Regions from separate parts of the Homo sapiens genome. Here regions 2 and 3 are each linked to region 1. A link is a loop called in an ENCODE intact Hi-C map of the cell type or tissue named here. Cell type or tissue: endothelial cell of umbilical vein. All regions are shown on one strand.

Region 1 (8,000 bases):
TCCATGCCTCTTGCCATTGAGCAGGGCTTTGGCCTAGGCCTAAGCATGTCACAATCCTTACAGCCTCCAGACCTTACTCATGCCCTCCTACAAGCTGAATGCCACTCCCCCTTCACTCCATTTATCTGAACCATACTTATTCTTCAAAACGCCAATCTAGTATCACCTCTTCCAGGAAGCACACCGTTCTCCTACTTCTCAACCACCTGCCGCTGTTAAAATCTACCCCACACAATTTAGCACTTGACTCAGTCAACTCTTAACTCCTAATGTTTAATGTAAACTAGTTTAGACTCCACAATTAATACCATAAACATCCTTCTTGATCTCTCCCAGGGGCACTTAGCAAAAGTCTGAGCCTGTAGTTGGGGCTCAGCAAAGACATATTGAAGATACTCGTTCTCGAAAAAAATCAGGGGTTTCCATTCTTTTAGTATAAATGGTTAGAAAATGGAGTGTTCAAACACAGCCATCAAAAAAAAAAAAAAAAACATTCAGCATCCTGGGGAGCAGCTACCAAAGACACCACAGGTATTTCCAGGTCATTGAACCACAGAGTGTTAGAGCGGAAAGGAATCTCAATCATCTATTCCCAAACTTTTAAACGGGTGTATGAATACCCCTGGGGGTCCATGGCAGTGTGCCAAAGGGGTCCACAAAGCCACAGAATAAACATGGCATGCTTTTCTGGAGTATCAATTTTACTTGAGTATAAGAAATTTTAAAAATTTCTATATTAAAACAAATATAGCTATATCATGGAGGAGAATGCGAACACTGCTCTCATTTTTAGGATAGAACACAAGATCTCAAAGACACTTGGAGTTTGCAGTAGGCTGCTTTGGGTTACCCCATCCACCCCTCTCCCTTACCCACGCTGAGGATTTCATTTTCACTTTCCTCTGTCATTAGGGTTATTTTAGTGAAAACTAAATAAATAAAAGTTTGAGACAGATTGATGTAGTCCAACCCCTTTTTCGCAGTTAGGATAACTGAGTCCCACAGGTGAGAAATAATTACATTGAGTTCAGCGAGAGCTAGGACCACAGTCTGCCTCCATCAGAATGTACATTTCTTCCCAGTGACTTGCTCAGGTGACTACTGACTGCTGACTACACTTCCTTGCTAACTCTGTTCCACAGCTTGTACCTTTCAGGATTTTTTTTCTTTCCAAGGGTTATACATCCTATCCTTAGGGAAATGTGTAGCACCAGCAGCACTGAGAGCAGGCCACACCCTTCCCTCGCTACAGCTTCAAATGCAGTGAATAATGATGCATGAAATGCATGTAACTGATGAAATTCATACCCCTCCCAGAAATAGGATGAAAGCCAATAATATCAGGGTGAGAGAGGCAAAAAAGGGAAGAGGTCCTGCTAATCAGAGGCCATAGCCAGAAAGCAAAGAGCTGATTTCAAGATCTTGCTTTTTCCCTTCTTTTGTGTAAGACCACCTCAGCAAGCCTCCAAGGAAACCGGGGCCTCAGTTTCCTTGGAGGTGACCCCACCTGGCTTCCCTGTCTCCTTCAGACTAAGGGAATAAAATAATCACTTCAGGTAAAAACAGGAAGTGACTCTGAATTCAAAAGAACTGAACTTCACTGTCATGTATATTCTTATTAGCAGGGGCTGCCTATAGATTTTCATATTTACATACATTTATTCACACCTTAAACCCACAACTCTCACTGTTACACAGACATATGGAAATTCTTCTGCACACTGTCACAAATACAAACATAAGCACACATCTGTGTTGAGAAAACCAACATTATGATAGTCTGTCTCTACCCACACTTCTCCTCCCCCAACACCCAGCCCTAGATATACACCATTGAGACCCACATTCATATCACACACATCAGGTTGAGCAGTGATCCCAGTTGCCAGGGTTAGAGCCACATTCCATGGTGTTCCATTCCTCTCAAAGAACTAACAGATCATTTCACAAAAATATCATCACCTGCCAACTAATGTCAAGTTACAGCCAGAATTAATGGTACATTACCCACCCCCATTACAGGTAGGCTCACAGGAGAATGACACCAGAGACAAAAGAGATTTGTGGCTCAGTGTCACTGCAGGAGACTGACCAGACAGGTAAGATGGGGGGCTTGTCCCAGCCAAAGAGGTTTCCTTTCCTCTCTGGGCCCTAGAATTGGGGGTGGGAAAGTAGTCTGACTTTTCGCAGACTTCTCAAACTCTAGATACAGATCACCTAGGTTAAAAAAAAAATAAGAAAAAGACTGCTCCTTTCTTTATTTTTATTTTTTTCCAACTTTTATTTTAGTTTCAGAGGGTACACGTGCGGGCTTGTTACATAGGCAAATTGCATGTCATGGGGGTTTGGTGTACAGATTATTTCATCACCCAGGTAATAAGCATAGTACCCGATAGGTAGTTTTTTAGTCCTCACCCTCCTCCCACCCTCCACCCTCCACCCTCCACCTTCAAGTAGGCCCTGGTAAGACTCCTCTTTTAACATGGATTTTTTTTTTTTTTCCAGAAGATGATTGGGTCATGTTATGCTACTTTTTCTTTTGAATAAGACCCCAACTACTTCAGAAAAGTGTAGTGATCAACAGCATGGTCTCTAGAGCCGGATGACAGGTCTGAATTTCAGCCCCATCACATACTAGTTGTATGACCTTGAGCAAGTTATTTAACCTCTTTAGCCCTCAGTTTCACAGATCTGTTAAAAATCGGGATAATAATAGCATCTTCCTCGTGGTGGTATGATGTGATTTAAATTTAAAGCTCTTAGAAAAGTGCCTGGCCCTTAAGAGGCTCAATAAATGGAATTATACAAAGGAGTAATTTCCTGTTTTTCCCAGGCCTTCACTACCTCACTACCTGCTTGCCCACCCACAGCTGACAATGTGGTCACCCTGTTTCTGAGTCACGCCTTCTAGAGCCCAGAGAGAACAAGACTGGCCCAATATCACACAGAAAGATTAATAGGATTGGAATTGATTGCTTTGGGGTGACTCAGCAGGCCAGTGGCCAGTGTTCTTATCTACTTCATCTCCTCCTTAGGAAAAAATGAGCATAGTTAGAGGAAACCTTGGGAGGAAATATGGCTGGGGCCAGGCAGGATGTAAATAATATTAAGAACAATGACAACTTAATATGTGCCAGGCACAGCTTTAAGTACTTTCTGTGTATTTTATTCAAACCTCACAGCAACCCTATGAATTGATAACTACCATCATCACCTGCATCATACCTAAGAGAAAACTGAGGCTCCAACACCTAGAATGGCTTAAAGCTGGGGTTATGAACCCAGGCAGTCTAACACCAGAGATGGAGTGTTCAACCACTACACTATACTGCTTTCCACATAAAGCAAAGAAAACAGAAGGAGAGAGGAGGCAGGAACAAAAGACAATGGAGCGATACAAGTTCTTTTTGAAGTAAGTTGATTGAGGCAGTCTAGTGTTTTGGTTAAGCACTAATTTAAGACCAAGGTTTAAAAAGTAACTGGGTTTAAGGCTTGCCTCTGCTACTAGTTATTGATTTTCTTTGGACCTTAGCTTCCTCATCTGTAAAATGGATTTCATAGGCCAGGCGTGATGGTTCACATCTGTAATCCCAGCACTTTGGGAGGCCAAGGCAGGAGGATTGCTTGAGGCCAGGAGTTTGAGACCAGCCTGGGCAACATAGTGAGACCTCATCTCTACAAAAAACAATTGTTTTTTAATTAACTGGGCGTGGCGGTACCTGCTTGTAGTCCTAGATACTCAGGAGGCTGAGGTGAGAGGATCTCTAGAGACCAGGAGTTCAAGGCTATACAGGGAGCCATGATTGTGCCACAGCACTCTAGCCTGAGTGACAAAGTGAGATCCTGTCTCTAAAAAAGTAAATAAATAAAAATAAAATAAAATAATTAAAAACTAACTAGTATTTCTTAGAGTTGTGATAAGGTTTACAGAAGATAATGCACATAACATGCCAAGGGCAGTACTTAACACACCTACATAAGTACTCAGTAAGAGCAACTAATGTCATTGGTTATTCCACCTTCAGGATTTGCCTAGCTATACAGCTCCCCCTGCCCGTTCCCAGGGAATACCAATTAGGAAGGAAAAAAATTGTAAATTGTCCAGAAAATGAAGAACTGGGCAGAGTAACAGTTCTAGACATCCTTTCCCATCTCTCAGGGGTATGTGTGGGCATGGGGTGGGGGGTGGTTAGCGAGCACCAGCATTATTAGCATCACTGTCTCCTTTCTCAAGGAACAGAGCCTGCCAGATTATCCCCCAGCCTTTGGTTGCTTATAGACTGAGTCAGAACTCTTTTTTTCCTTCAGTTTTGTTTTTCCACATCCTTTTCACATCAACCCTGTGAGGTATTGGGAAAGGAGGAAGTAATCTCAAATGTGTTAAATGTCTTCCATGTGGTGGACACAATGCTGGCACTTTCCATCAGTGCCCAATACCTCACAATACCACTGTGAAGGGATGCACTTATCCTCACTTTATAAATGATGTCCTGAATCCAGGGAAGGTTTGCTTTCTTTATTAACGTACATTTTCCTCTCATCCGATATATTCAATACTACTCTGGTCTGAGGTTGCATCCTGCTGAGGATTTTCCGTAAACTAAACTATAGGGAAATTTCACTGTCCTCAACATGCCAATCTTTGCATAATCCTAAATCCCATGAGTTGAGAATAATTTGCCACCAGTGGAGCTGAGATCAATTTATGACTCTGCTATTTACTTGTTAGGATTCTGTACTAGTCACTTAACCTCCCCCTCTATTTCCTCATTTCTAATATGGGGATAATGACAACTTCTGCTCCATGAGGTTGTGAAAATAAAATAACTTCCTTGAAAGTGCTCTGTCAACTGAGATGCTTGACATGGAAACATTATTTAAAACAGAACCATCAGATCGCTTAATCTCAAAAGAGCCCCAGATGGGCAATGGAATACCTGTATCTCTGACCTTCGATCAAGTAGGACTCCAGATTTGCCAACTGCGGTTGGCGACTTTGGGAATGTTGGGGGACAGAGAATGCAGAAATACCCTGAAGTGGCTGTTGAGGAAATGATCTTTGCCATAATCAGTGTGTAATCTATATCATCATGGAGACATCTAAATCTTTTATATAACATGCTTCTCAAAGCAGTTTCATTTATACTATTTCATGTGGCACTCAATACTCATTTGAGGTACTGAGCACTGATGGAAAGTGCCCAGCATTGTGTCCACCACATGGAAGACACTTAACACATTTGAGATTAAATTAAAATTGTTCCACTTGCTTCGTTACAACTTTCCTCTTCCCGCAAGTGGTTCATCTGAATTTGCAAAATCCTTCCCATCTTCCCTTTGGGGCCCATTCATTACAAAGGACACCTTAGTCCAGAACCAGGCCCTAAACCTCCAGATGAGTCTTTCTGAATCCACACAGCACTGTGCACTTGACACTGTCTTGTACTCCAGTCATTTATGTACTTGTCTTAACCTCTTCCCTTCCTTTTCCACCTTCCCACTAAATTCAAAAACTCTTTGAAGAAGGAAGAAAGAAGAAAGATTGATTTCTTTGTATTTCACCAACCTAATAGTTGCTTTATGTCAGTCTCATTTTATAAAGCTTTTAATTATGGAAATTTTCATATGTAATTTCATATATATATATAAAGTATAATTAAACACCAATATACCCCTCACCCAGCTTAACAATTAGCGACACAAGGACAATAATCGCATCTATACCTCCACTCCTTCTGCCTTCTTACTTTGAATAATTTAATAGCAAATCCCAGACAGCGTATGATTTCATCCATAAATACTTCAATATGAATGACACTTTCTGCATTTCTGTGTCCCCTACAATTGGAAGATGACTTGCATCTATGTCCGCTGCTACTGGGAGCACCTCAGATTATTTCTGAGTGTGCCTATTATGTGCCGCATCTTGTGCTTGGCTTCAGAGGTTCTGTCTGAGCTGCAGAGGCACAACAGTACCAAGCCACAATACTCCCAAACGAGAATTGCTACGGTTCCAGGGGAGTGAGCTCAGGGTGCACGTGGGAGCCCAGGAGTAGGACCCTGAATTGCACTAAGTGAATTGAGCGGAATCGGTTTTCTCATCTCATGGTGACCCTGAGTTCAAAGTTGCCACGAGACTAGGGGTCGCCAGCAGGAGGCGCTGCAAAGAGAGGGGATGGCGCGGGGCTCCCTGTGTTCAGTTTCTCCTGAGGGAGCCTGGGAAGGCAGCCATCGCCGGCTGCGGGTGAAAACCAAGTAACAACACCCTTTCACAGGCGATCGGGACGCCGAGTGCCAGGGCCCAATAGGTGCCCCAGGATTCAGGTTCGGGGCACAGGTGCAGGGGTGCAGGGCAGGTCTGGCACCTGCTCCCCAGGACTTCTGGACGCTGCCCGTTGACCTGGCTGCCGCCGGTTCCTGTCCCAACTGCCGCTCTTCCTGATAGAATATCTCGGAGCAAGGCACTGGACAGAACGAGGAAACACCTGTTTCCAACAAGAAACGAGGTAGGGGGGAAGCCCCCACCAGGCTTCCAATGGCCTCTCATTGAGCTTGCTCTCGAGAGCCTCTTAAAAGCGCGCCCAGAAAGCCAGCGGAGATCATTTTTCAAAAAGATCGCTTTCTATTTCTTACTCCCCCTCTCCTTTTCCTAAGCCTAAGCTGTAACGTCTCTTTCTTTAAAAAAATAAAAATTCATCTTTCCTCTGAGGGGTTTCCCGCTCCTCTCAGACCCCGTAAGGCCCTCCCCTTGGAATCTGCAAGGACCACCACCCCCAACCCCAAATTTTGCAACTGCATTGGCTTCCAGGTTTTTCACTTCCTCGGTACCCCGCCAACCTATACAGGTAGGAATTAGGACTTGGGGGCCGTGGAACAAAGAAACCAGGGAGTCCCTGTCCCGGGTCAGATGCCCTTTCCGCAGCCTCCGACCAACTGGGGAACAAGAGGAGATCAGGAGCATGTGAACCCCCCAACTCCCGTCTCATGGCACTTTCCAAAGGCTAGCACAGCAGCCCGAGGACGCGTGGGAGGTGGGGACAGCCCCCGGGCAGCAGACAGACAGACCCCCACGGAACAGGCCTTGAGTGGCCGTGCGCGCCAGCGGCCTCCACGCACTGGGCTCTGTTATTTCATCAGCAGTTTCAGAAGAACCTGCCAAAAGCAGTTATGCCTCACTGCAATGTGTAGCTTTTTCCTGCCATTTTTTCATAATAAAAGAGGGAGTGAAGCTCGCTCGCTCTCTCCCTCCACCCCCCTCTCCCAAAAAGAGCCAAATGGATGCAAGAAAAAAAAAAAAAAAAGAACCCACACACCAATCTCCGAGGGGATGCCAATGAGGTGTGGCTTGTATTTAAATATCCAATATGTCAATGTAAGGGGAGTGGGTATGTATATAAAGTGCCGTTTGCATCTGATAGCTGGACGAAGCCAGCTATGAGAGGCCGGGGGAGATGGATGCGGAGGGGAAGAGGCACTTTGACTGAGAGCAAGGTCAGGAGCACGCTGCCCCGCGCTCCCCGCCACTGAGAAGTTCCTTGGACGCGAACAGACGTCGACTGCAGCTCGGCAGAGCGCGGAGCAAGCGAGCTAGCGAGGGAGCGCCGCCGAACCGCCCGCGCCCGCTGCGGGGAGAGGCAGTTCGCGCCCCGTGGCCCCGGCTCGGCCCGCGCGCGCCCAGCACAACCAGCGCCGCAATCGGCCCAGCCATGGCAGAGGTGGGGGGCGTCTTCGCCTCCTTGGACTGGGATCTACACGGCTTCTCCTCGTCTCTGGGGAACGTGCCCTTAGCTGACTCCCCAGGTTTCCTGAACGAGCGCCTGGGCCAAATCGAGGGGAAGCTGCAGCGTGGCTCACCCACAGACTTCGCCCACCTAAAGGGGATCCTGCGGCGCCGCCAGCTCTACTGCCGCACCGGCTTCCACCTGGAGATCTTCCCCAACGGCACGGTGCACGGGACCCGCCACGACCACAGCCGCTTCGGTGAGGACGCGGTCGGGGGA
Region 2 (8,000 bases), 360 kb before region 1:
CAAAGCTGCCTTTGCTTTTATCGCTTTGCAAATCAAATAAGGGGGACATGTAGGGAACAGGCCCCCCCCAAAATCTGGCCATAAACTGGCCACAAAACTGGCCATAAACAAAATCTCTGCAGCACTGTATCATGTTCATGATGGCCATAACGCCCACACTGGAAGGTTGTGGGTTTACCAGAATGAGGTCAAGGAACACCTGGCCCGCCCAGGGTGGAAAACCTCTTAAAGGCATTTTTAAGCCACAAACAAAAGCATGAGTGATCTGTGCCTTAAGGACATGCTTCTATTGCAGTTAACTAGCCCAACCTATTACTTTAATTTGGCCCATCCCTTCGTTTCCCATAAGGGATACTTTTAGTTAATTTAATATCTATAGAAACAATGCTAATGACTAGCTTGCTGTTAATAAATATGTGGGCAAATCTTTGTTCAGGGCTCTCAGCTCTGAAGGCTGTGAGGGCCCTGATTTCCCACTTCACACCTCTATATTTCTGTGTGTGTGTCTTTAATTCCTCTAGTGCCGCTGGGTTAGGGTCTCCCCGACTGAGCTGGTCTTTGCAGATGGAAGGTTGGATCAATATTTAAAAATCAATCAACAGAAATCATGACATAAGGCAAAAAGGATGAAGGCATGTCTTACATGACTGAAGCAAGAGGAAGAGCAGGAAATTGGATTTTTAAATGCTGGTAATCAGTTCAAAAACCTTTAAAACCCAATACAGACAAATGACGATGTCAGTTTGCCATCCCTGAAGTAGAGAGGGCCTGTGTTGGGGAGATATCAGCCAAAATGCCTTAAGTGGGATCTATGAAAGTTCTGTTTCCCAGAGCCTGGCTGGGCTGGGGGAGGATCCTTGCAGCTGAAGAGGAGGAAAAGTCACTGAGTCACCTCCCAGAGTGGGACAAACTGGAGACCCTTTGCAGTTGCTGGGTCACCATCAGGGGTGGCATGGAATATTAACAGTGCAGCTCTCAGTCTGCCAGAAAGATGGATGGTGGATTCAAAGCAAAAAAAAAGGAAGGGCAGGCAGAGCCAGGGATGCCTTTGCTGATAAGAGTGCCTGTCAGGGGAGTCACCACAGGCTGGTAGCTCTTCAAACCAGCAGCTCTTGGCTCAGAGCCAGACCCAGCTGGGTTTGGTCCAAGGCATCCTGGGATGCCTGCTGGTCAGTCCCTTGCCTCCCCAAGTTCCTCCTGGAGTCAGTGGGCCCTGGGGAGGTTCCTAACCTAAATCCAGCTGGTTTCTTATGGAAAGAAGAGGAGGATAAGAAGGTATCAAAACATAATTGTTTAAATGTCATAGAACATCAAACTAAAATTAAAACAGACCTTAAAGAAACTCCACTATGTAATGGGATGAGGCTGCTTGTGAATGGGTCATCCCAAGTAATACATGGTAAAAGACACAATAGCTATGTTGTCATTAATAAAGACAAACAATCCTTATGTGAAAAAAGTAAATTACCCAATAACTGGTGAGCACAAACCTGTGAATTACATGTTCTTAACAAGGCCCCAAAGCTCCTAAAAGGCCAAGAAGTTACTATATATACTAATTTCCAATATGCCTATGTAGTAGTACACACCTTTGGAAAGATCTGGACAAAACAGGGCATACATAAGTAGCAGGGAAAAGAATTGGTACATGGGGAGCTGGTCAAACAAGTTTTAGAAAGCCTCCTGCTTCCAGCGTAGATAGCCATAGTTCATGTAAATGGCCATCAGAAAGGAAACACTATAGAAGCTGTGGGAACAGGCTTGAAGATGAAGCTGCCAAGCCAGCCTCCCTGGAGGAAGAAGTTAGACTGTTTAGCCTAATCCCAGATATCCCTAAAGTGGTATTAAAACCCCAATTTTCTAAAGAGGAGGAGGAACAGCTGGGCAAGATAGGGGCCATTCAACCTGAAGATGGGAGGTGAATGCTCCCTGACGGGAGAGGAATGACAAGAAAAGCCATAATGACAGAACGGATGTCCATACTGCATAAGGGAAGTCATTGAGGTCCCCAGGCCATGTGTAATGCAATACTCAAGAATTATGGCTGTAAAGGGATTTATACCCTTGCTAAACAAGTGTGTGGGGGTTGTGGGACCTGCCAGAAAATAAACAAAAAGATAGTTAGAAAACAGACTACTGGAGGGAGACCTCCTGGGTTAAGGCCATTTCAAAGCGTTTAAGTAGATTTTACAGAAATGTCCAAAATAGGGAGACTAAAGTATCTACTGGTAATGATACACCACCTCTCTGGCTGGGTGGAGGTCTTCCCCCTCCTAACTGCCACCACCAGGAATGTGGTCAAAATAATCTTAGAACAAATTATACCCAGATTTGGCCTGGTAGAAAATATTGATTCAGACAGTGGGAGCCATTTTGCCTCAAGTGTGCTAAGGGGAATTATGAAAAGTTTACACATTAGATGGAATTACCACTCCCCTTGGCATCTCCCTTCCTCTGGAAAAGTCAAAAGAATAAATCAAACTCTCAAAAAGCATATTACTAAACTAATCTTAGAAACTAAAATGCCTTAGACCAAATGTCTCCCAATAGCACTCTTTAGGATTAGGACATCCCCAAGGAAAGACTAGGGGATTGTTCCCTTACAAGTTATTATATGAACTCCCATATTTAGGTAGGACTACTGACCTTCCTACTATGGAAACAAAAGATCACTTTTTAAGACATTATATACTGGCCATATCCTCCACCCTGTCATTTCTTAGGTTAAAAGAACTTCTAAGACCAGGCAAGGTGGCTCATGCCTGTAATCCCAGCACTTTGGGAGGCCAAGGCTGGCGAATCATCTGAGGTCAGGAGTTTGAGACCAGCCTTACCAACATGATGAATTCCCGTCTCTACCAAAAATACAAAAATTAGGTGGGTGTGGTGGTGGGTACCTGTAACCCCAACTACTTGGAAGGCAGAGGCAGGCAAAGCACTTGAATCCAGGAGGCAGAGGTGCAGTGAGCCGAGATTGCACCACTGCACTCCAGCCTGGATGACAGAGAGAGACAGTCTCAAAAAAAAAAGGACTTCTAACTCAAACCCCGCCTCTTCAGTTCACAGTACACCATTTCCAGCCTGGTGACTCGGTGCTAATTAAAACTTAGAAAGAAGATATGCTCCACCCAAGCTGGGAAGGTCCCTATCAAGTGCATCTAATCACTGAGACAGCCGTACAAACAGCTGAATGGGGGTGAACATATTACCTACGGGTCAAAACCCTGGTAAAAGAACCCCTGGAAGAAAGGGAAAAGGGTGAATGTGGAGTGTATAAATCACCTAAGAAACACTTAAAGCTAGCTCTAAGAAAAACCTAAAAAGAAGCTATAAGCAGGGTTCATCATTGGGGGTGGATATGGTTAGGATTAATCCTAACACAAGGGGTAAAAGAAAACCTAAGTATTGAATAGAGCCCAGTACTAGGGGTAGAAAGTAAGGAATATACAATCAAACTAATAGTCAACATAACTAAGACCTCTACTCCGCCCCCAAACTATATAATTTAATGCCTGCCAAGTCTTACTTTGTGGGAATTTAGGGAACCAAAGGCAGCTGTCACAAGCAAACAAATATCTATGTCCTGAAATTTGTCACTATTGGGGAAAGACCTGTTCTAGCTGGAATGAGGTCTGGTGGACCACCCAATTTTGAGGCTGGGTAAGTCATTCTTCCAAAAACAAACCCTTAAAGAACAAAATATATTTGTATAAGGGCCCTATACTACATAACTGTAGTAATTTAAAATGCAATCATATGTTAATTACCATAAACAACCCAGCTACTATAGACCAGGAACCTTGAAGGTATAGATTAGGAACAGATATCTCAGGAAAGGATCCTGTAGCATGGTTAGCTCTTAGGCTAGTCACCAACTCCATCCCAAGCCCACCCAGGATTATTATAACTCCCGGTCCCTCTACTTCCTTTAATCCACCAGACAATGACCCTAAGAGAGTAAATATAATTAAAATAACTGACTTGAAGCAGACTTTAGAAATTGAGACTGGATATGGGGATGTAAACGCCTGGATTGAATGGGTCAAATTTTCAGTACTAGCTCTTAATAAGAGCAACTGTTATGCATGCTCTCTTGGGCGGCCTCAGGTACAGGTAGTTCCGTTTCCCCTAGGAAGGGATACCAATCCCAGAGGAATGTGTGGCATGTTGGCTCTACACCAGGACAGAGATGCATGGGGAAATGGGACTTGCAAATTTTATTATTGTTGTTTCCTGCCTTACTGAGGTCAGATCCTAGAGCAATCCCCTCATTCTCCATAGAGAATGTGAACCATTCTTCTTTCCTATCTAGGCAGGGGGCAGAGTTCAATAAGCCCATGGGAAAATTCTCAACTTGGACCCACATTCTAAATGTTACTGGTGAGTAAAACAAAGGCAACTACTCGGCTTTTTATATACCCCAAGCTAACGTCTGCTGGCATTGTGGGAAGAGGAACCTCCATGACCTGTTACCACCCAATTGGACTGGGACTTGTGCCTTAGCTCCATTCCATTCACCTTGGCATTCTATAAAATCCCTGAGAATCCACATGGCCACTGAAGTTGGAGAGATCTAACAAATTCTTTCAATCCCAACATTTATATTAACTCAATAGGAGTCCCTAAAGGAGTAACTAATAAATTTAAAAATGAAAGAACACAAAAATAAGTGTGGAAATAGAACCAATAGGAGTAAAAAGAAAAACAGGAGGAAATTGAAGGAAATAATGTATACGGTGCTCCGTTTCCAAGACAAAATGCCTTGAATTGGCTTAGGTCAGCAAACTACAGAAGAAACAGGATATGTTAGGCCCCTGCTTGGATAGCTGATGCCTGCTCATCGGCCTCCCCCTTCTTCCCCCCACTTAGTTGCCTTCACCCAAACCGAAGAAGTTTAGTCTAAGATGAAAGTTTACTAGCCTGCAAAATAGCTCATTTTGTCTGTTCTTATCAACCTGCCCAGCTACTTAGGTCATAAGTCAAATATCTGAAGAGCCCCAGAGCTAACTAGGATTGCAATGCACTGTGGGCTGCAACAAAATGCAGCAAGACAACCCTAAAAAAATCACATGAAACCCCTTACCCTACAATCAATAGACAACGTCCGGGAAGATTGTAACCCCATAGTACTCGGTCTATAAGGAACCAGAGGAGGGACTTGCACACTAGGGGATAAATTGCTTGTTGAAACTGTGCTGGGTGTCATGAGACACCCAATCTTGCAAGATCGTCATTAAAAATCTCGCTTTCGCTGTTCCCCAGGTATCTAAGTCCATTTTTTGGGATTGGACAGGTGAGTTTGTCTCTCACATTATCTACTTGTTCCTTACTGAAGATGCTCTATGAGATGTTATTCTGAGCTACACTCCTTTCTCTGAGCGTGAGCTCCTGGTGTGGTCAGCCCCATTCAAACTTATGGCAGAATGCAGGGATAATGAGGCTACAAGAAAAGCTCTAGTCACCGTCCCCCAAGACAAGGATCAGGGCCCTGCTCAGAAAATTACTCAGAAAATTACTCTTCCCCTCCTCAATGGACCATGTTTTTCTGATGGACAACTTTTGAACCTTTACGACTCAGCTTTAAGCATCATATCATTTGTGAAGTCTTCTCTGACTCCCCAGAAAAAAACTGATTACATCTTCCTTTAGGCCATCTCTATGCTTGTTATAAATGCCTCTATTATAGCACTAATAATTCTGAATTAGCTTTTCATTTCTGAAATGAACAAATGGCTATAAATAAGGTAAAGGATGTGTTAGAAACAGTAGGAGATAAAAGTTAGAGTCAAATCTTGGAGGGTCTTAAACACTTAGCAGAGAGGCTTGAACTGAATGAGAGCAAGATTGGGGGATAACAATTACTTTTGTACAAGGGACATAGCAAAACAAGTGTTCATTATCGTTGGAGTAAAGGCATAGAGGTGGGAATTATCCTAAATTTCATGAGACTACCTATATGTTGAGGAGGTGGGGGAACTAGTGAGAACCCAGGCATGACCCTGTGGGACGCAGACTGAACTGCCAGCCAATTTCATGATACAAAGGCTTCTTTCTTTTATGACAAATGGATCCAAGTAAAGTCCTGAAGACCATAACAAGCAGCTACTACAGGGTCTCTTGGCAGCTCCATATAGGAGCATGAAGACTGGGCTGGGTAAGAGATGAACGGATAGGGATACGGCCTACTCACAGACGGCATTGGGACCTGTAGCCCATTTTGCTTTGGACCATTTAGGATGTAAGAGAGAATGAGAACAACTAGGTCCAAATCCCAATCCACACTGTGCTGTGGTCTACCTAAGGAGTCAGCTCAGGAACGGCCCTTACATACACACACATCACTGGCAGCCCTTAGTGTTTCCACACAGCAGGGAAAAAGCAACCTTCCCAGCAGCCTGTGCAAAGGCCAAGCAGCTTAGAGGGCCCTGGAGAAAAGATTCAGAAGGTATAAAAGGGCATAGGGTGTGGTTGAGCACAATGACCAGCAAATATTTTAGACTTCTGCTTCAAAGTGGGCTTGACCTGTACCGACAAACAAGGCAGAAAGAGCCCCAGCTTGGTTTTGGCCTGACTTCAGAGGGGGACAAAAAGTGCCCACAAACAGCCAGTCATGAAACAATATTTGCTCCCTCTGGAAAATCATGGCCTTTAGCACATTCCCCAGAATTACGTCAACCAGGGAACAGTGCCAAAAATGTGACTTTCATGTTTCTGCAGCAACAGATGATTTCCTCTCTCCACTTGGCTTTTTTTCTTGTATGTATAAATAAAAGAGCCAGTCAATCGCTCAAAAAATATGAACAACTTAAGCATTTCCAGGCTTTACAAGTAGTAATTATTAATAGAAGCAAGTGACCATGCATACTAGAAATGTTATTTCACATATTCCTTTTCTGGTTTCTTAAAGGAGATTTATATATGTGGCCAGGCTGAACTGAAATAATAACAGTTGACACAATGACCACATGAAAATGGACTTTTCCTCACTTGATTTATGTCACCAAACTTGCATATAAATGTTCCATTTTGTCTGCTCGAAGATTCTTAAGCCTGGGGACAGAGGACAGGAGGTCACCCAGCCCACAGAGCCTGAGAAGAGAATCCACCAGGAAAAAAAAAAAAGATAATGGAAACATCAGGGAAGCTCAGCTGTGTAACTGGACCACTGTTTTTTGGACTTAGCCAGAGGCCATTGTAAAATCCAACAATGGGTGAAAAGCAATATTCATTGCTCATTTCTTGCCTTCAACTTCTATCCCTTCATACTTAATCCTTGTCTAATCTGCCTTTCATCCTGATCAATAACATTTCTTATAACTCTGGAAGCAAAATGTCTTACTGCTTGACTACCTTGACTGATCTCTTTCCTTTCTCTCCACCACATATTTGTCGCATCAGCACTCCCAATATGACAGAGGCATAGAGAATTTGCCCAGCTACATAGCTTAGTTCTAGTTACACTATATCTAACAGCTTTTCAGTCTGAGTTATACCTGGAGCTATAAAGGGAACTAGGGCCTAAAAATGTTTCCATCTGCTCAGGTGAAGAATTCTTCCTGATTAACCTATAACTGAATGGGCTACTTACTTGTCCGTAACTTATGTGAATAGTCTGCTCTACCACTAAAAGGATTTTGCCCTCTAGCTGCTAGTTATCTAGCTATCTAACTGAGGGAGGGCTGCCCCCTTCCAGGAGGTGGAAATAGAGAAGCCAAAATATACGTCTCTGTGGTAAAACACTGGAGTGAATTTTTACTTAGAAACATGCTACAGTCAGGTGTCAAATAGCCAAGGAATGCCAGCTAAATTTGCATCAAGAATTGATACTAAGCAAAAAGCAATTAAAATTAAGCTGGAGCCAGTTCTTTACCTTCCCAGACTTCAGGAGACAACTTAAAAGACCAGTTTTCGGGGGTGGAGCCAAGATGGCCAAATAGGAACAGCTCCAGTCTACAGCTCCCAGCATGAGTGACGCAGACGGTGGGAGATTTCCGCATTTC
Region 3 (8,000 bases), 150 kb after region 1:
AATAATCAAGCAGGTAAAATAAAATAAAGCCTGAGAGATGTCCACTAGATTTGAGGATTAGAAGGTCACTAGTGACTTTACAGGGGGAAATCTCAGTAAAGCAACACGGTAGAAGTCACACTACATAAACCGAAAAATGATTTTGAAGATGGAGAAACACAAATTTCAACTAAGAGCTCTACCCAAGGAAATAAGTTCAAGTTGCAATAGGTAGAAGCAGAAATTTACACTGAAGAAATAACCTGAATATGCAATCAGAACTAGTGGCTTACAAAAAAGATAGTTGCTTGTATTGGCCTAGCACTACAATGACCAAATAAATCACATCTTTAGGAAGGAAGGAAAAGCAACAGATTTGTTCAAATACATTGTTTAAGCAATAAAAACATAATCAAAAGGTTAATTTATATAATAAATATGGTAAAGCACTTACACTTTATCCCCAATTTCCTCTGCCATTCGAAGAATTTCAAAGAGAAGTACCATTTTCCCAGAATGCTCTAAAACCTCAGCATCAGCATCTGTAACAAAATCTTTGTACCAGTCTGGAGCTGGGCTGCTTGGATTAGAAGAAGAAGTAGCTTTACCTAAATAAGACAAATGGAACATAAGTAGGTAAATTAGAAAAGAAATGGAAAGAGAGCAAGAGAGACAGAAAAAGACCTACCCATGGGGAGAGTAAGAAAGAAACTGATGGGGACTTGGGAGAGGGGAGGGAAAAAAGAGAAAGGCAGGCACACGCACATACAGCACAGAAGGACAGAGACTATCCCAGAAGAGTGAGCTCTAGATAGAAAAAGAGAAAGGAAGGAGATGCCAAATAAGAGAACAAGCAAGAGATTGACTCTGAGAGAGTGCAAGTGTAAGAGACAAACCCTCGGGGTAGGAGTGGAGCTCAGAAAGACAGAGACCCAAAGAGAAGAGAAACCATCCCCTTCCCACCAGGCCCTAAGAGAGTAAAATGCCCCCAAACATACTCCATGAGACAGGAATCAACAGAGATGGAAAGGCTCAGTTACCACGAGAGAAAAGACCTTGGGGGTAGAAAACATTTCACTGTGCTACTAGGATCTGGAAACCGCCAACAAGAATTGACCCCAGAATCAGCATATCATATTAAATGATTTCGTTCTTATATATTTTCCCCACAAACTTTGACTATGAAAGGTGGAAGGAGAAAGTAGCATAAAATAATTTATTAAAAGATTTAAACATAGTTTGATTCAAAATAAGAAATATGCAGGTTTAGCATGTTTATACACTTTCTCAATTGCTTTTTAATGCAAAGTATTTTAAAATATATTTTTGTTACAAAAATTTAAATGCTCAGAAAAGTATATAAGATATAAGAAACAAATGTGCTTCCACATTCCATCTTCATCAAATTTTAACACTGTTAAAACTTCGGATGAAGCTGAAGCCTAATATATGATCCTACATGATCCCATTCTCTTTCCTTCCTTCCTTTCCAATAGGTAACTAAACCCCTAAATTATATATTTACCATTTTTTGCAGTGTTTTATGTTTTTTACTGCATGTGTATCACTAAACTGTACAAATGGCTATACTGTTTGTAAAATCCTACAAATTACTTTTTCACTCAAAGCGAGATTTACTCATGCTTGACATGGAGCTCCCGTTCAATCATTCTAACTACCATGTAGTATTCCACTGCATGAATACACTATCATTTATTAGTTCTCCTCATAGACATCTAGATTGTTTCTTGTTTTTGGCTAATATGAAATAACTGCAACGAATGCTCATTGCTGAGTATATTTTTCTTAAATATTGTGTATTTTAAGTTTTAAATTTTCTGGCATAAAGTTATGATTAGGAATTTTAAAAATATCATTTTAGACATACTTATAGTCTTTATCAAATACTTCTATTATCAGAAGTTCTTGAGAATCTAATCATGCCATTTATTTTGTATGCTAACTTTCCTCAGGTTGACTACTAATACTTTCTGTTCCTAGCTTTTCCTAAGGTTATTTTCTCAGGTGTAGCTACAATCTGTGAAATTTCTGGGTAGCCTTGGTTAAGGTCATATATCTCCAGAGTGATTCTACATTTGCTTCTACCAGGTCTCCAGGGAATCACCAACTCAGAATTACTTGTGAAGTTAATATTTCAGTTTCGGATCTTTTAGACTATATGAGTAATATAAATTCAAACCATAAAGTATGTGAGGTGAAGGCCATGACCGTAAATTCAATGTAACTATTTTTCCCAACCAAGAGCCCTGGCTGAAATAGATAAGCTTCCTTGTCAACTCCCTGGATTGTCGATGGGATTGTAAACTTTAAAGGGATTCAGCTTTGAGAAGGGGTCACAGAACTCTCCAACTTATAGAGGGCTCGAAGTCTCAAATCCTGTCCCTGGATAAATGAAAATCAAAGCTGCTAGTCTCAAGACTAGCATCTCCCTAGGATTTCCATAGCATACCTTCTTCAATTTACCATTTAGGCTTATCAGTTCCCTCCTTATGTCTGGGCATATAGTAAGCACTTTATAAATATCTGTTGAGTGAATAAATATGGTATATTAGTACTAATATTACGGCTCTACATCATATACAAGGATTCTGTCACAAAACTTTATATCCATACAATTACATACGTTTTAAAATGCAAATGCTTACCAATGAAGCTTACTCTAAAAATACTTAAGTAATAATAAATCTAACACTTTGAAGTAATTTACATAGTCATTTCGTGATCATGAACTCTCCTTCTAATAAAAAACATTTAAAACACAGAAATGGGGATGATGTAAGCTAAACTTAAATGACTCATTCAAGATGCTGCTTCTCAGAAAAACGAGACAGCTACTACAAAAGGATTAAAGCAAACAGTAACTCTTTGACGTGAAAATAAAATATGTGGCAAAAATCATATTGTAGCTCAATTATAGGTAATTAATTATTTAATATCCATTTCAAATTCCAGGTACAACATTGTTAACCCTTTAATACTTCCTTCAGATTATGAGACCGATGTGCTGCCTACTGCGCTAAGGAGGCAGACTAGCCCCTTAATACTTCCTATTCAGATTTTCTTATATTTACTGTAAGAAAGTCATTTTTTTTAAAGTTATACAATACCAGCTACGTATGTCCATACATTATGATATACTCCATTTTATATGGAGTTAATTTAGATGCAAAGAAAAAAATAAATTTTTATTATCTATTAGTTCTGGAGAATGCTTCTAATATACTATACACGTATATAAGCTACAAAAATATATAAAATATATCCATATACAAATGACTTATATTTGACTGCACACAACTAAAATGAAACAAAAATCCTAGACAAGTGGTCAAAATTTGTCTTTTGGAACTGATGGCCTTCCCTGTGTGTTTTTGGGCTCACAACATGTAGCCTCCTACATTCTGCCCCCAGTGCTTTCCAACCCATTCACATTATGGCATATGTAAAAAACGTTAATGCTTATATAGCATACCAGGAAAAAGAGAAGAGACTACTCATTTACGGAGGCAAACCAGCTGCCTCAGATTCTAATTGTATTCCCAAGTGACAAAGGATCAATATCTCAGTACACTTTAAAAAAAAAATCTCAGTATACTCTTACGTAACCCATTTATAGCACAGGATGATGCACACTGACTGGTCTACTCTTCTGCTCCTGTTAGCCATAAGTTATGAGAAAAAATTCAACAAGAGTATTTTAAGAAAATAATTTCCAGGAACATGTAAACTTTATATATTTTTAATTATGAGATGAGAGACTGAGGAATTTATGTGGAAAAGGCAGATTGGGGCAGCAGCAGCAGGGAAGGAGATACAGGAACTTCTCATTGCCTTAAATTACACTATAATAATTTATTATTCTGATAAAAATATTCTTTATATCTATCCAGAAGATGAACATTGATAGTAAACTGTTTTATGGGGTAACAGAAGAGAAGAATGAGAAGAGAAATTTTGTAGTTTAATTTTTACTATTCCCCTGATTTCTTAAGAGAAGTCAGAGTCTACTGTTAGACTGCCATCTGTCTATTCCATGGAGGTACTGAAGAGAGAAATGTTTATAAAGAAATCACCGAGTCAGAAAGAATTTATGACTAATTCCTCAAAAACAATTGCAACAGAAACAAAAATTGACAACTGGGACCTAATTAAACTAAAGAGCTTCTGCACAGCAAAAACAAAAAACAAACAAACAAACAAAAAAACAAAAACACAAAATAACAAAAAAAAAACTATCAACAGAGTAAACAGACAACTTACAGAATGAGAGAAAATACTCACAAACTATGTATCCAACAATGAATATCCAGAATCTATAAGGAACTTAATTCAACAGCAAAAAAACAAGTAACTCCATTAAAAAGTGGGCAAAAGACAAGAACAGATACTTCTCAAAAGAGAACATACAAGCAGCCAACAAACATGAAAAATGCTCATCATCATTAACCACAGGAGAAATGCAAATCCAAACCACAATGAGACACAATCTCACACCAGTCAGAATGGCTATTATTAAAAAGTCAAAAAACAGCAGATGCTGGAGAAGGGGCAAAGAAAAGGGAACATTTATGTTGGTGGGATTGTAAATTAGTTCACCGCCTATGGAAGGCAGTTTAGAGATTTCTCAAAGAACTTAAAGCAGAACTGCAATTTGACCCAGCAATCTCATTACAAGTATAAAACAAAAGGAAAATAAATCTGCCAGAAAGACACATGCACTCATATATTTATTACAGCACTATTCACAACAGCAAAAACATGGAATCAACCCAGGTGCCCATCAACAGTGGATTGGATAGAGAAAATGTGGTACATATAAACCATAGAATATACACAGCCACAATAAAGAACAAAATCATGTCCTTTGCAGCAACAGGGATACAGCTGGAGGCCATTATATACTAAGTGAATTAACACAGAAACAGAAAACCAAATACGGCGTGTTCTTACATATAAGTAAGAGCTAAACACTGGGTACACATGGATATAAAGAGGAGAGCGACAGACACGGAGGACTACTAGAGTGGGGAGAGAGAAAGGGGGCAAAGACTGAAAAACTAACTACTGAGTACTATGTTCAGTACCTGGGGATGGGATCAATCATACCCCAAAGCTGAGCATCATGCAATATACCCATGTTAATCAACTAGCATATGTACCCCCGAATATAAAAGTTGAAATTATAAAAATAAAATTAAAATAATTAATCACCAAGTTATTTCAGCTGTAGGCCTGAGACCAGCCAAGTTTATCTGATCACAGGATCACTAACCTAGGTGGCCCCCACAACTCTCTTCTCCTTATAGACAGTTAACTGCTTTGCTCCACAACTCCCAAATGCCAAATATTTAGAGCCACTACCTTGTTCTCTCTTCATAATCTGCTATTTCAAATAGGCAGACATTTGGTCCCAGTTTTTAAGCTCCTAGGCATACAGGCTGCACTAGTAGGATACAGTGTCTCAACACTAATCCTTCAACTTACATATAGGTAAAGACAACTTAAACCACTGCAGAGTTCAATCTAAGACTTCACTTTCATGCACAAGAGAGACAGAAAGAAAACAAAAGAGGTGATAGAAACTGTACATAATACACAGGAAACCTAAAGTAGATAATTGCAGATTATGAAGAATCACAAAGGAAAAACACTAAATGATTAAAATTAGTTTTACTGTATATTACTGACTAAAAATTAACTACAATCACACTTGATTATCTGAAATGTTTCCATTTATTCCCATACAGTTAAGTGAAAATATCATGGTGGCTTTGAGATTAGACATTTTTAGGTCTGAATACCAGTTCTCCTACTCATTTTTAAAACTATCAACTACATTGCAAGCCTGCTCAAGAATTCAGTTAGCTAACACATGTAGTGAAAATAATAGAGTTTAGGTATATACAAGTAAATAAACATTAGTTTTTCTTTTTACCTTTCCCCCAAATACCAGAGAGCACAGAGTAGCTTGCTTATAATTAAAGATTCATCAGATATTTACTGTAATTATGAGTACTTGATTAGACTCATCAATTGAGGAAAGATTCCTTTGAGTCAATTAGTCAGGTAAGTGACTGAAAAAAGGACTAACGACATGACATTTTCCAAATTACTGTTCCATGATAAAGGCAACATTCATTAGACTCACTTTCTTCCAGTTTTAAAGAAACAGAAGGATTGTTTCCTGTTTCATCCACATTTCCTTCACCACCTCCCCGAGATCTTGAATTCCAGACCTTAATCACTTCAACATCATTGTCACTGCCACTTCCACTTGAGCTACTATCTTTTTTCCCCTTTTTCCCTTTTTTCTTCTTTCTAAAAACAAACAAACAAACAAACAAAAAAACACATTCAGATTGTTAGAAAAGCATAGGAAAGATGTAAACGTCAATTATAAGAGGTCAATCAGCAAGTAGGGGTTTTAACTTTGTCAATACAGGATGGCACGAAAAAGTATTCGATTTACTTTGTATAATCATCGGAGCTTAAACTCATGGAGGTTTCATCAGAATCTGAGGCTATAAATTCATCCATACTGTCTTCATCAAAATAACCCTAGAGAAAAAAAAATGACCACTATTTTAATAGAATATCTCAACTTACACTGGAAATTATATTGATGTTCATTTAAGAATAAGTTAATTGGCACGAGCTGAGGAAGGACTGAGGAACTATTACAGATTTTAGTAGACAAAGAAGACAGGACAGATATGCTTACTAAATGCAATGGGAGGTCCTAGATTGGATCATGGAAAACAAAAAAGACATAAGTAAAAACATTGAAGAAATCCAAATAAAGTCTGCCATTTAGTTAATAGTATTGTACCAAAGTTAATTTCTTAGTTTTGATAACTTTACTATACTAATGCAACATGCTGATATTAGAAGAAACTGGGTCAAAGGTATAGGGGAATTCTCAGAACTATTTTTGCAACTTTTCTATAAGTATAAAATTATTTCAAAATAAAAAGTTTTTTAAAATGGGCTCAATAAAATAACATTTAACACTCCTATAATCATAATACATGCAAGACATATAGAAATTAGAAATAAGACATAGAATAGAACAAAGCAATAGAAAATTTGAATATACAGTCTGTAGGTCAATTTTTTGTCTAAGTTTATTCTGCTTCCAATAGATGCTTTTAAACTAAGTTACCTGACTTACCTTATTTTCTTTGCTAATGTAGTCTAGCTGCAAACACCAAGGATGAGTCCATATTCTACTTAACATCTGAAAATCTTGGAAAAGCTTTGCACCTGCCTTTCCTCTTCCACCTTCACTATTATTGCCCACACCTGATCAAAAGAAATATGGTTAAAGACACAAAAATTGTCTATATCAACCAAGTTTCTAGATTAGGAGTTTTAATCTTACTTGTGACATAAACACTTTTGGCAGTGTAGAGAAGCTTATAAATTCTCTTGGAATATCGTTTTGAAACACATAAAACAAATAGGATTACAAAAGAAACCCATCATATAGAAATTATCAAAATATTAAAGAATTTGTACTACAGAAATATGTGCTTTTTAAAATTAATGCATTAAGTAACAAAATATGCACAGGTTTAATAAATACCTAAAATTCTGAAGTATTGATAAACATAAATGATTTTGAGGTATCAGGAACAACATGTAAAAATATTTCTGATTTCTATTGGTAACAAAGTCATGGTTATCACTAACACTACTATAGATTGTTGCCTCTATTCATCACTGGGAAAAATGCTGCTGCTTTAGCTAGAGGTTAAGGGAAATCAATATATAATTTTTTTCTTATCCAGGTACATATAATCCCCTAAATTCTATCCATGGACCCTAGATTACAAACTCCTGTTATAAATAAACTTTGCTCCATGCAGATAGTCCTTTACTGACTCTCGCCAACTATGCTCACTCAAAAAAATTACTTCTAGGCAAGTGACAGTAGCTCACACCTGTAATCACAGCACTTTGGGAGGCCGAGGCAGGAGGACCGCTTGAGGCCAGGAGTT

What was found. Hi-C counts contacts between places; a loop is a spot of excess contacts. Peaks named below come from ENCODE experiments on the same cell type or tissue, not always from the same donor. Only the 100,000 strongest peaks of a DNase experiment are listed, where the experiment ranks them.
Region 2: a loop joins it to region 1, with 25 times the contacts of the local background. A loop is called at or near these places in 2 of 110 quality-filtered maps.
Region 3: it touches region 1 in a loop (5-fold over the local background); 7 of 110 quality-filtered maps call a loop at or near these places.

The regions. Positions count from the first base shown.
Region 1 is chrX:77,439,969-77,447,968 of GRCh38, forward strand. FGF16 (fibroblast growth factor 16) reads left to right here and starts at 7,421. Exons shown (of 3, transcript NM_003868.3): 1 at 7,421-7,980. The coding sequence starts at 7,707. RefSeq lists an enhancer at 6,319-6,508. In endothelial cell of umbilical vein, CTCF peaks have their summits at 4,051 and 6,147 (motif pointing right); DNase peaks (open chromatin) are centred at 2,983, 4,313 and 6,443; H3K4me3 peaks cover 935 bases; H3K27ac peaks cover 5,807 bases.
Region 2 is chrX:77,081,365-77,089,364 of GRCh38, forward strand. LOC105373254 (a long non-coding RNA gene) reads left to right here. Exons shown (of 3, transcript XR_938449.3): 3 at 1-489. Among named protein-coding and RNA genes, the nearest start is that of MIR325HG, 71 kb to the left of the region's middle. RefSeq lists an enhancer at 6,548-6,842. In endothelial cell of umbilical vein, no CTCF peak of the experiment used is centred here; DNase peaks (open chromatin) are centred at 4,227 and 6,687; H3K27ac peaks cover 1,917 bases.
Region 3 is chrX:77,593,263-77,601,262 of GRCh38, forward strand. ATRX (ATRX chromatin remodeler) reads right to left here. Exons shown (of 35, transcript NM_000489.6): 23 at 7,172-7,302; 24 at 6,470-6,558; 25 at 6,149-6,318; 26 at 434-587. Among named protein-coding and RNA genes, the nearest start is that of FGF16, 150 kb to the left of the region's middle. In endothelial cell of umbilical vein, no CTCF peak of the experiment used is centred here; no DNase peak of the experiment used is centred here.